2 separate regions of the Homo sapiens genome follow, and region 1 is linked to region 2. The links are chromatin contacts, found by Hi-C or POLR2A ChIA-PET in ENCODE. All regions are on one chromosome and are shown on one strand. The core of a region is the stretch at or near the end of the contact, and the rest is flanking DNA. Distances in the headings are between cores, read along the strand shown. Region 1 has its middle 130 kb from the start of PDE1C. Region 2 overlaps MINDY4 (MINDY lysine 48 deubiquitinase 4).

The links. Hi-C counts contacts between places; a loop is a spot of excess contacts on that map. ChIA-PET counts read pairs that join two places held with the same protein, here RNA polymerase II (POLR2A). Pooled maps may share reads with other maps.
Region 1: a map of IMR-90 shows a loop between it and region 2 (5-fold over the local background). The contact joins two enhancer-like sites. A Hi-C loop is called at or near these places in 1 of 168 maps with a recorded cell type or tissue (IMR-90) and 1 of 50 pooled maps. POLR2A ChIA-PET finds 5 or more read pairs at or near these places in 1 of 52 experiments (PC-3).

Annotation. Positions count from the first base shown.
Region 1 is chr7:32,201,347-32,206,165 of GRCh38, reverse strand. It overlaps a transcript of PDE1C not described here. Among named protein-coding and RNA genes, the nearest start is that of PDE1C, 130 kb to the right of the region's middle. RefSeq lists an enhancer at 1-1,025. Within about 2 kb of position 1,650, at least 2 of the 41 ENCODE cell types and tissues checked have a DNase peak (open chromatin) inside an H3K27ac peak, as active enhancers do.
Region 2 is chr7:30,797,219-30,802,596 of GRCh38, reverse strand. All of the region lies in intron 5 of MINDY4 (MINDY lysine 48 deubiquitinase 4), which reads right to left. All of the region lies in intron 7 of INMT-MINDY4 (INMT-MINDY4 readthrough (NMD candidate)), which reads right to left. Among named protein-coding and RNA genes, the nearest start is that of MINDY4, 28 kb to the right of the region's middle. RefSeq lists enhancers at 1,682-1,811, 2,678-2,797. Within about 2 kb of position 2,881, at least 6 of the 41 ENCODE cell types and tissues checked have a DNase peak (open chromatin) inside an H3K27ac peak, as active enhancers do.

The sequences.
Region 1 (4,819 bases), core at 401-2,900, 1.4 Mb before region 2:
GCAGCCACCATGTAAGCTCTGGGGGTCAAGCCGGGGTTTGAATTCTGTGTCCAGAATTATGAATTCTGTGCCGCGTTGAGCAGGTAACCTTACCCCTCTAAAAACACATTTTCCACACCTTGATCCTAGAACAGTACTGCGTCTAGAATCGGTTTCTTCTGGTGGGTTCTTGGTCTCGCTGACTTCAAAAATGAAAACATGGACCCACCTGGTGAGTGTTACAGTTCTTACAGATGGTGTGTCCATAGTTTGTTCCTTAAGATTTTCAGATGTGTCCGGAGTTTCTTCATTCTGATGGGTTCACGATCTTAATGACTCCAGGGGTGAAGCTGCAGACCTTGGCAATGACTGTTACAGCTCTTAAAGGTGGCATGTCTGGAGTTGTTTTCCTTGGGGTTGCTTCATGGTCTCGCTGGCTTCAGGAGTGAAACTGCAGAATGAGTGTTACAGCTCATAAAGGTAGTGCAGACCTAAAAAGCCAGCAGCAGGAAAATTCATTGCAAAGGGGGAAGGAACAAAGCTTCTGCAGGGCACAAGCAGACCCAAACGGGTTGGCTGGGGGGTTGGCCTGCTTTTATTCTCTTTTTTGGCTCCACCCACATCCTGCTGATTGGTCCATTTTACAGAGTGCTGATTGGTCCGTTTTACAGAGTGCTGATTGGTCCATTTTACAGAGTGCTGATTGGTCCGTTTTTACAGAGTGCTGATTGGTGCATTTACAAACCTTTAGCCAGACACAGAGCACTGATTGGTGCATTTACAATCCTTTAGCTAGATAGAAAGGTTCTCCAAGTCCTCACCCAACCCAGAAGCCCAGCCAGATTCACCTCAATGCTAGAGCTTATTTCCAAGTTGTTGTGGATGATCACATGCAAGGGTGAATGTTAAAATACTTGAAAACATGTGACGTGGTCACTGAACATCAGAACAGATGCTGGTCATGGACTATGTGAAGGACTAGAGTCCAGGAGACCCCTGACAGGACAGACATGGACCCTTTAATTGCTGGATGAAGCTGGGGCAGCAGAGGTGGATATTGGCCCTGATAACCTGGAATTCATTATATGAAGCACAGGGACTGTATACCACAAGCGCTCAATAAGTGTGGCTGGTTGTTATTACCTTGAGTTTTCAGCCTTCCTCCCCTCTCTTCTTCCCTTTTTTCTTTAATTTCATATATACTTATTGAAGACTTTTCTGTTCTTCTGTGAGCCATGGAGATAACACAGATGAGTTGGTTTGTCTTCAAAGGGTTTGCAGTCTAATTAGGGAGACAGAAGTGACTACTACAATACAGCATGTGGAAGGAAATGCTAGCAATTGGTAGGAGGAGCTGGGAGAGTCAGAACGGGGACGCTTCAGCCAGCCTGGTGTGGAGGTGAATTCAAGGGAGTCCTCCTGGAGAAAGTGAGCATTAGCTGAGGCTTGAGGGTCTGAATGGGGATAATAGGTAAAAAAGGTAACTTCTAATCTTCATTGGAAAAAACTCCAAATACCACATGTAAGGGAATGAAGGCCACATGTAGTGTTCAGACGTGGCCACATGTAGTGTTCAGACGTGGCCACAGTGTGGCAGAAAAAGCCCAGATTTTGGTGGCATCCCTCTCCTCTAGAGGACGTAAAAGACGCTGCATTCAGTGCATTGGACAGAGCTTCTGTCAGGAGTCCAGGGCATTGGAGGAGCCCGAGCGAGGGAGACAGTGCCCACAGAGCTCTTGTGGCTGGGCAGCTGTATGCTGGAGTTCTGGTTGCTTTCCTGAGGGAGGACTAATTTCTCCCCCAAGATGAGCAATCGTGGACAAGAAAATACAAAAGTCCTCCCTTATCTGCGGTTTCACTTTCCCAGTTTTGTTACTTGTGGCTAATAGCGGTCTGAAGATATGAAATGGAAAATTCCAGGAATAAACAATTCACAAGTTTTGATTTGAGTGCTGCTCTGAATAGCGAGATGAAATCTCACTCTGCCCCACCCACGATGTTAATCCTCCCTTTGTCCAGTGGATCCATGTGTAGATGCTACCTACACGTTAGTGACTTAGGGGCCCTCTCGTTTATCAGATTGCAGTGCTTGTGTTCAAATCACCCTTATTTTATTTAGTAATTGCCTAAGTGCAATTTCTAAGTGCACTTAGTAAAAAGTGCAAGAGTACTGATGCTGGCAATTTGGATACACCACAGAGAAGCCAGCAAGTGCTTTCTTTAAGTGAAAAGGTGAAAGTTCTTGACTTAATAAAGAAAAAAACTGTATGCCAAGGTTGCTGAGATCCACAGGGAGAGCGAATTTTCTATCTGTGAAACTGTAAAGAAGGAAACAGAAATTCGTGCTAGTTTTGTTGTTGCACTAAAGCTGCAAAAGTTATGGCCACAGGACAGGATAAGTGCTTAGTTAAGATGGAAGTGTTATTAAATTTGCGGAGGGTAGACATGAGCAGAATCGTGTTCTGATTAACAGCAATCATGTTAGGCACCATCCCTGGTTTCAGGCAGTTGTTGGAACGTACCCCCTCGGATAATGGGGGACTACTATAGCGGTATCAAAAGCAATAAGAAAATAGAGATTAATTAAGAATCCAGGTATTTTTGGAAATAGATTTTCCTGTGAAAGAGCTGGAGTACTTAGGGTGGATGGGGGAGTGAAGCAAGGGGCGGCCCTTCGTATTTTTGTGCTGGGTGAATGATCACCTTCCCTCTGCAGAGATGGGAAATGGAAGGCAGAGATGTGCAGTGGGGTGATCGCTGGGGTTGGTTGAAATAGAGGGAGGCAGCACCTATGACATGGTGATGCCATGTATGGAGCCCCAGAGGGAACTCAAAATCATGTCCGAGACAGTGCTAGAGTTCAGCCAGGGAACTTTACTAGATCAGTTGTTATGGCTAGGAGGGTTGGTGACAAAAGAAGGGAGCTTGAACTGGGGATGGATGAAGACAAAAAGAAGAAGAAGAAATATGTGGGAGGAACGACTGAGAAATGCCATGAGTGGGGGACTGTGTGGCTGGTGGCTGGGCTTTCAGTGTTCTCGGGGGCATGTACTACGTTTGAGACAGAACCATATAAGGGATCCAGGACAGATGAGATCACGTACATGTAGGGTGCTATGGCAAGCAAAATAGTCAAACTAATAGAAATGCAGAATTGGATGGTGTTTGCTAGGAGCTGGGTGTGGGGAGGAGCAAACAGGAAGTTGTTGCTCCATGGGTATAAAGTTTCTATTATGTAAGATGAATAAGATGTGGAGACCTGCTGTACAACATAATCCCTGTAGTTAACAATATGGTATTGTTCACGTTAAAATACATTAAGAGGATAGCTCTCATGTTAAGTTTTCATACCACAAAAACCAACCAATCAATCAACCACGCAAGCAACACAAAAGAACACAAGACAGCTGGCTACTAGCTTCTTATCTACACTTATAATCATCCTCTCGAAGCTCCCCCAGTGACCTGTGACACATCCATGTTTCAGAGCCACAGTTAGACCCCAACTTGTGTTGACCCAAAATTTCTCTGCTTGCCCACAAGGGGACTTCACCACCTTATCTTACCCCATTTCTCCACCCCTTTCATCAAACACAGTTGTTATCAGGCAAGCCGATCAGCTTGGTTCAGTCAACAGATGTATTCATTGGGATTTGAAAGATTTCAAGTTAAAGTAGAGTTTACAAATGATCCAGTCCAGTGCTCACCACTCTGTCTAAAGCTCAAATCCCTTGTATGACATCCCTGTCATGGGGTCATGAGCTCTTTGCAGGAGCCCATCCAGCGGAGGAATATTCACTGTGTCCTGGAAAGCATTGGTGGTTGTGGTCAGAGTGATGGACTGGCATGTGTATGGGGGTAAGGGGCAGGACACTGAGACTCACTCTGCCTTCTCTTTTTGAATGTGCTTGATAGAGTCTTTGAAATATATACAAAGACATATCCCTAGGTCCCTAATATGTTAGCCAGTGGTCCACCAGTGGACTGGCTGATGATTCCATAAGTAGCTTCTAAGAGTTTATGGATGATACATGTAACCCAGATGTCAGCTGGAAGCTCCAAGTCCATTGAGATCTAGGTGAAGAGGCTTAACACTGCTGTTGTGTGCTGACATTTGGAAGTTCAGAGCACTCCCTGATGCTTCCGTGAGTACCTGGGATGGTGGTGTTCTTCTGACCCTGATTTCCTACCTCTGTCGATTGCTTTCCTCTATTTGCTTCTGGCTATCTTCCTATTGCTCTGACATAGTCTCAGATGTGCTACGAAGCTCCTCCTCCTCCTTTTTCTGGAGAGTAACCAAAGGCATTGGTCAAAGCAGAGCTTGACTGAAGATTAAGAAGGGATGAACAAGAGAGAGCCACAATATGCACTGCAATTGCAGACAGACCATTTAAATTCAGTTTGATTTTCAACAGTCCATTTAGCCATTCTACCACCAATAAAAATTTTAAAGACTGCTTTGCCCATGCTGCTCCTGGCCTACCACTGTACATCCTTTTATCCTCATCCTCCTCCATTCTTTACCCTTTATTTCCACCTCCCTTTTAGGAATCAGAGCCACTCCTGGGATCTCTCATGCAGAGCAGCCACTTGACTATCTCTCTTGCTTTGATGGATCTGCTCACACCCTTGTCCTCAGCATCTCACGTCCTACTCCTTTCAACTTATATTTGCCTAAATGCAGACCAGTTTCTGCTCCCTTAATGGGAATGCTGTACCCCTATTGAGATAATAGCAAATATTTACCCTTGCTACATGTGTACACGCTTAGATAATTGAAAAATATGAATAGAATTTTTTTTGTATGTAATGTAACCCCAGGGAGGGCAAGGAAGACGTG
Region 2 (5,378 bases), core at 1,632-4,131:
CTTGCTAAGTGCACTCTCTCATTTGCTTGGCACTTATTATTGCCAGGTACAGAGACATGGCTGAGTAAAGACAGAGAAATAAGGCCCCATTCCAGGCCTCAAAAAGTTCATGAATATAAATATGAGTTATCAAATCATTGTTCTATACTGAGGGTTGTCCAAGATACTGAAGGAACAAAAGAAAGCAGCCAAACTCTGCTAACCAGGATAGGATTAGGGTGAGATAATCAAGAAGCCTAAGGTGCAAAATTTTAAGAGACCTTCCCTCTCAGGTTAATGCAGGTGTCCAGCCTGCAGCTGAACAACTGTGAGAGTGAGTAGCTCCTTACATTTTGCATCCTAGATGCTTCACCTCACTCAGCCTTGTTCTGGTCCTACTAACCTCTATGTGGGCCTTTATATGGGATTCTGGTAGCCAGGAACTGCTGGAACATAGCTAACAGAGCAGCACAAAAGCATCTTGGAGTGAGAAAAAAAGGAATACAGGAAAGATTCTCCATAATACCACTCCTGCTCTCTCACACTCATCTCCCAAATATTATCTCAGAGCCCAACAACTTCCTTCCATCTAACAGCTGCTACTTCTCCTGCATGGAACATCTTCCCAGCCTGTATCCCAGGACTCAGAACCTAGGATGGAGCTGGCAAGGGCCCAGGTGTGGTCCAAGGGAGATCTCAGAGCTGCCATGCTGATGTCCACAGATGGACAATACAAGATCACTCATCTTCCCTTCCAGGGGGATGTGTGGCCACTCTCTCACTTCTTTAGCCGCACTTTCTGGATCTCAAAGGAAATCTGAGTCAAGGGAAATCTCTTTCCTCTGCAGACGCATCAGATCAGAGACTTGGAAACCATGGAACTGAAGGTACCTTGGGGTTATAATAACCACACAAGGTTTAGGGGTCATCAACCCCATTTTTGGAGGGCTCAGAGTGGCCTGTAACATGCACTGGAGCTGTTTCTCATGTTTAATCTCCTGTGCCTACTTTCAGGAGGCCAGCAATCAGAAGGAGAAATGGCATTCCACTGTGGACTGGGGGCACATGTATAGGGTAAAATGTGATCAACAGGCTGAGAAGTGGGGAGAAGTGGCTGAGCATCGGGCATCAATGGCAGGTGTGGAGGACAGCTGTATCCACCACAGAAGAGAGGTCCCCAGAACAGGTTAAGAAGGTGAGGCTGAACCAGTGCAAGAGCCCAAGCAGGCCACTATCCACACAGGATGACCGGCATGCTGGAAAGGAAATAGGTATTGTGTGTCTCAAGAGTCAGATTTTGAACCTTAATAGTCTGATGTGAAGTCCAAATAATGCATAAAGACAAATTAAAATGAAAATTCTCCCCATTACTCATCCCATGAGGTGCAGATGTTTTCAGAGCTGGGATGCTCAGAAGCAGGGAACAGTCAATGAACCGCAAATGCCACATCCTCTGTAAGCCTCCTCCAAGTCCCGGCTGGCACAATTCATTCCCCCTCAGGACACAGAGAGGCATCTGTGCGCCCGTGGCTTTCACTCCAGATCTGGGGGCCTCCAGAGGCTCTAGAGGACCTGGGAGAGTTTGGGATGCACTTGTCTCTCTCCCCCTGGACTGCTTAAGAAAGGTCTGGTAGGGCCTGGTGAATGTCCCCTGAATTAAATTATGCAACAAGGGCAACGAGACTAAATCGCTGGGGTTGGGAGGATTGATGAAGATCTGCTGCCATCTACTGTCCATTCTTCTGCAAAACCTGAAAAACTGCCAGGCATCCCCAGTGTCAGAGGAGTGTTTCAATGCAAAGGCAGAAACACTGAGGCTTTGGGCCCTTGGCTGTATCAAGGCTGCAGAGACCCACAGCAGAACAAGGCAGGTTAATCTTCCCCTGGATCTGTGAATTAAAAGTACAGCCATTCCTTCTCCAATGTTACTGGTTTACCAGGAAGTCTTTTGCATTAAACACTGCCTCTCCAAGCCCAGGGCCCTCCTGCCCCCTCAATAGCGTCCCTTAACTGCTCCCTGAACTTCCACTCCTTTGTGAGGGCCACAATTTAGCACCCAATTACACAGGGCATCCCAGTGCACCCTGGGCTTCTGGAGGCAGGGAACCATATCATGCACTGGCATCCCCAGTGCCTACCTGGGCTATGACACCTCTGAACTCACTAAGACAAAAGGACGTGACCCAGCCACAAAGCCAGTAATGGGTAATATGATGCTCTTGCAGAGGGCTGCACATGTCATGATGGGAAAGGCTGTCTGAGCCTGGAAACAGTTTCGTTTCAGTCTCACCTTCTGGAGTCTGTATCCTAACCTGTAAAAGATCCCTGCTTGGCCCATCTCACCAGGGCATCCAATGCATCTAAGGTGATATCCAGGGACAGGCTTTGCAGTTTATCTTTACTGTAATACCTAGGGGTTGGGTGAATGCAGAAGGAGCCATGAGAACTGACATGGAGGCCACAGGTGTCCCACCCAGCTGCCTCAGACAGGTAAATACTTCCCAGCTGCTGTCAATGTCAGCTGCTAAGGGCTCACAGCTGCATCCTTTTCTGGAGAATCGTCCTTTGCCAAACTCATCTAGGAGGTTGCACACTGCCCGCCCCACTCCAGGATGGGCAGCCCACAGCCAATGACTAAGAGGGGCACAAAAAGCTCACTCCCTTGCCTTAAACATGGGACTAACTCTGAGTCAATTCATGCTCCACATCTCCCCAGGGGATCAGCCTGAGCCCTTAGCCCTCACACCTTTGCTGAGCTCCTTCCCCTGCCCAGTTCCACTTTCCTCACCCCACTTCCTCCTGAGAGCATGCCCCCAACAAATTACATGTACCGGAATCTGACTCAGGCTTGGCCCCTAGGGCATTGCTTCCCAAAGCTTGACACGCATGACATCACCTAAAAAGCTTGTTAAAACCCAGATTCCTGGGCTCCACCCCCAAACTTCTGACTCAGTGGGTCAGACAAGCTGTTTCTAAAAAGTTCCCAGATGATGCAGATGCTGCCAGTCCAGAGATCACAGTTTAAGAACCATTGTTCTTAGGAACCTAACCTGAGAAACCATTCAACAAGTAATAGGCAAAGGGGTTAGGGATGGTGGAATTTAACCTTGCCCTAGTCAGCCTGCCTTCAGCTCAAAATGCTGCAGCCAGGAACAGCCTGGAACAGGCCTCCAGTGACAGATGCTCATACTCAGGGCTGGGAGTGATTCCAGGTTGCTGTGTCCTAAATCCATTTACTATATACCCACAGGTGCTCAGAGGAGCCTATAGTCTAGGAAGGACTCCAAAGTCACAGGACCCTGGTTTACAGGCTCATTATTTACATAAGATGAGCCTTAGAGAGGTCAACTGAATCAAAGTAATTCAGAGATTACAAAAGAAGTCAGAAGTCTGGTCTAGGCATGTGTAGAGGGTAGAATTGGGGAGCCATTACAGAGCAGCCCATCCTACCCCTTCATTTACAGACAGGAGCACAGAGGCCCAGAGAGGCCTGGAGGTCTGCTCAGCAGACTGCAACCTGCAAGCACAAGACAAAGAAGTGCATGACATAAAGGCAAGATGGGGACTTGCTTTTACTGTCCTTAGACAGTAGCTGTGAGCAACCCTACTAACTTGGGCTCTAGTAATAGTCCTGGTGTGGAAGCCTCTTAAACAGCTTCAATAAAACCCCAGTGCCAGAGGAGAAATGTCACAGCACAAAAGTAACAGGACAGCTCACTGCTCACATGTGTGGACTGCAAGCACATGGACCCTGAACTAAGGCCACAGGAAGGCCAGTTCACAAAGAAACACCACTGGCCTGATAGAAAGTAAGATGCAGGGCTGGGCGCAGTGGCTCACGCCTGTAATCCCAGCACTTTGAGAGGCCGAGGCGGGCGGATCACAAGGTCAAGAGATTGAGACCATCCTGGCTGACATGGTGAAACCCCGTCTCTACTAAAAATGCAAAAAAAATTAGCCAGGCGTGGTGGCGGGCGACTGCAGTCCCAGCTACTCGGGAGGCTGAGGCAGGAGAATGGCGTGAACCCGGGAGGCGGAGCTTGCAGTGAGCCAAGATCACGCCACTGCACTCCAGCCTGGGCGACACAGCGAGACTCTGTCTCAAAAAAAAAAGAAGAAAGTAACATGCAGACCAGAGGTATAAATTATGGCCCAATGACCATGACCTAAACCTGCTTCTCCCACAGTCTTCATTTCAGGGAACGGCAACCCCCCTCTTACAGTTGTTCAGCAAAATCTTTGCAGTTATCCTTGCCTCCTTTCTTTCTCTAACACAGCACATCCAATCCATACACGAATCCCAATGAGATATGTGGTTTCGGTCAATATCAGACCACATATATCACAGTGGTTCCATAAGATTATAGTATCATATTGTTACTGTACCTTTCCTAAATTTAGATGTGTTTAGATAAACAAATACTTCCCATTGTGTTACAATGGCCTATAGCATTCAATACGGCAACATGCTGTCCAGGTGTGTATACTAGGAGCAACAGGCTAAGCCATTTAGCCTAGGTGTGTAGTAGGCTGCACCATCCAGGTCAGTGTAAGTACACTCTATGATGTTTCCACTTCAGCAGTCTCGAGGAGAGAGACAGGTGCACCCCAAACTCTCCCAGGTCCTTCAGTGCCTCCAGGGGCCCACAGATGTGGATGCGCTTCTGAAAATGCACTTCTCAGAACATAGCCCTGCTGATGTATGTCTGTATGTATGTATACACCCATATTCTAGCCCATGTCTCACCACCTTCACTGCCATTTCCCTGATGCAAGCCACCACCAGCTCTCTTCTACTACTGCAGTTGCCTAACTGGTCTCCCTGCCTCCACACTTGCCTTCCTCCTTCCACACTTGAATCTATTCAACACAGCAGCCAGAGGGACCCTATTAAAACACAAGTGAGATCACAGCATGTCTCTGCTCGACCTCCAAAGGCTCCCATATCTCCTAGATGCGGGAGTATCCAAAGTAAAAGCCAATGCATTCAGCAGCTTCCAGGCCCCACATGACCAAGCCCTTGCTTCCTTTCTTGCTTTTTTTCCTCTCTCCCTCATGTAGTCCAGCCTCAATCAGTAACATGCTCCCACTGCAGGGCCTGTGCACAACTGCTGTCGGCATTTGCGTCCAGAGATCAAAGTGCAAGTTCCCTGTCTCCTTTCTGGCCTCCTCTCAAGTGTAACCCTCTCTGGTAGGTTTTCCTGGCTACCTCTTTATAAAATAGCAGCTCTGTCCCCAGGGCTCCCTGTCACTCTTCCATGATTTATTTTTCCCCTTAGCACTTGTAATCCTCAGATATGTTATATATTTCCTTGTTTTGGTGTTATTGTGGGCTGCCTCGTCTCACTGGAAGTGGAAGATCCAAGAGGGCAGGGACTCAATCTGCTTTGTTCACAGCT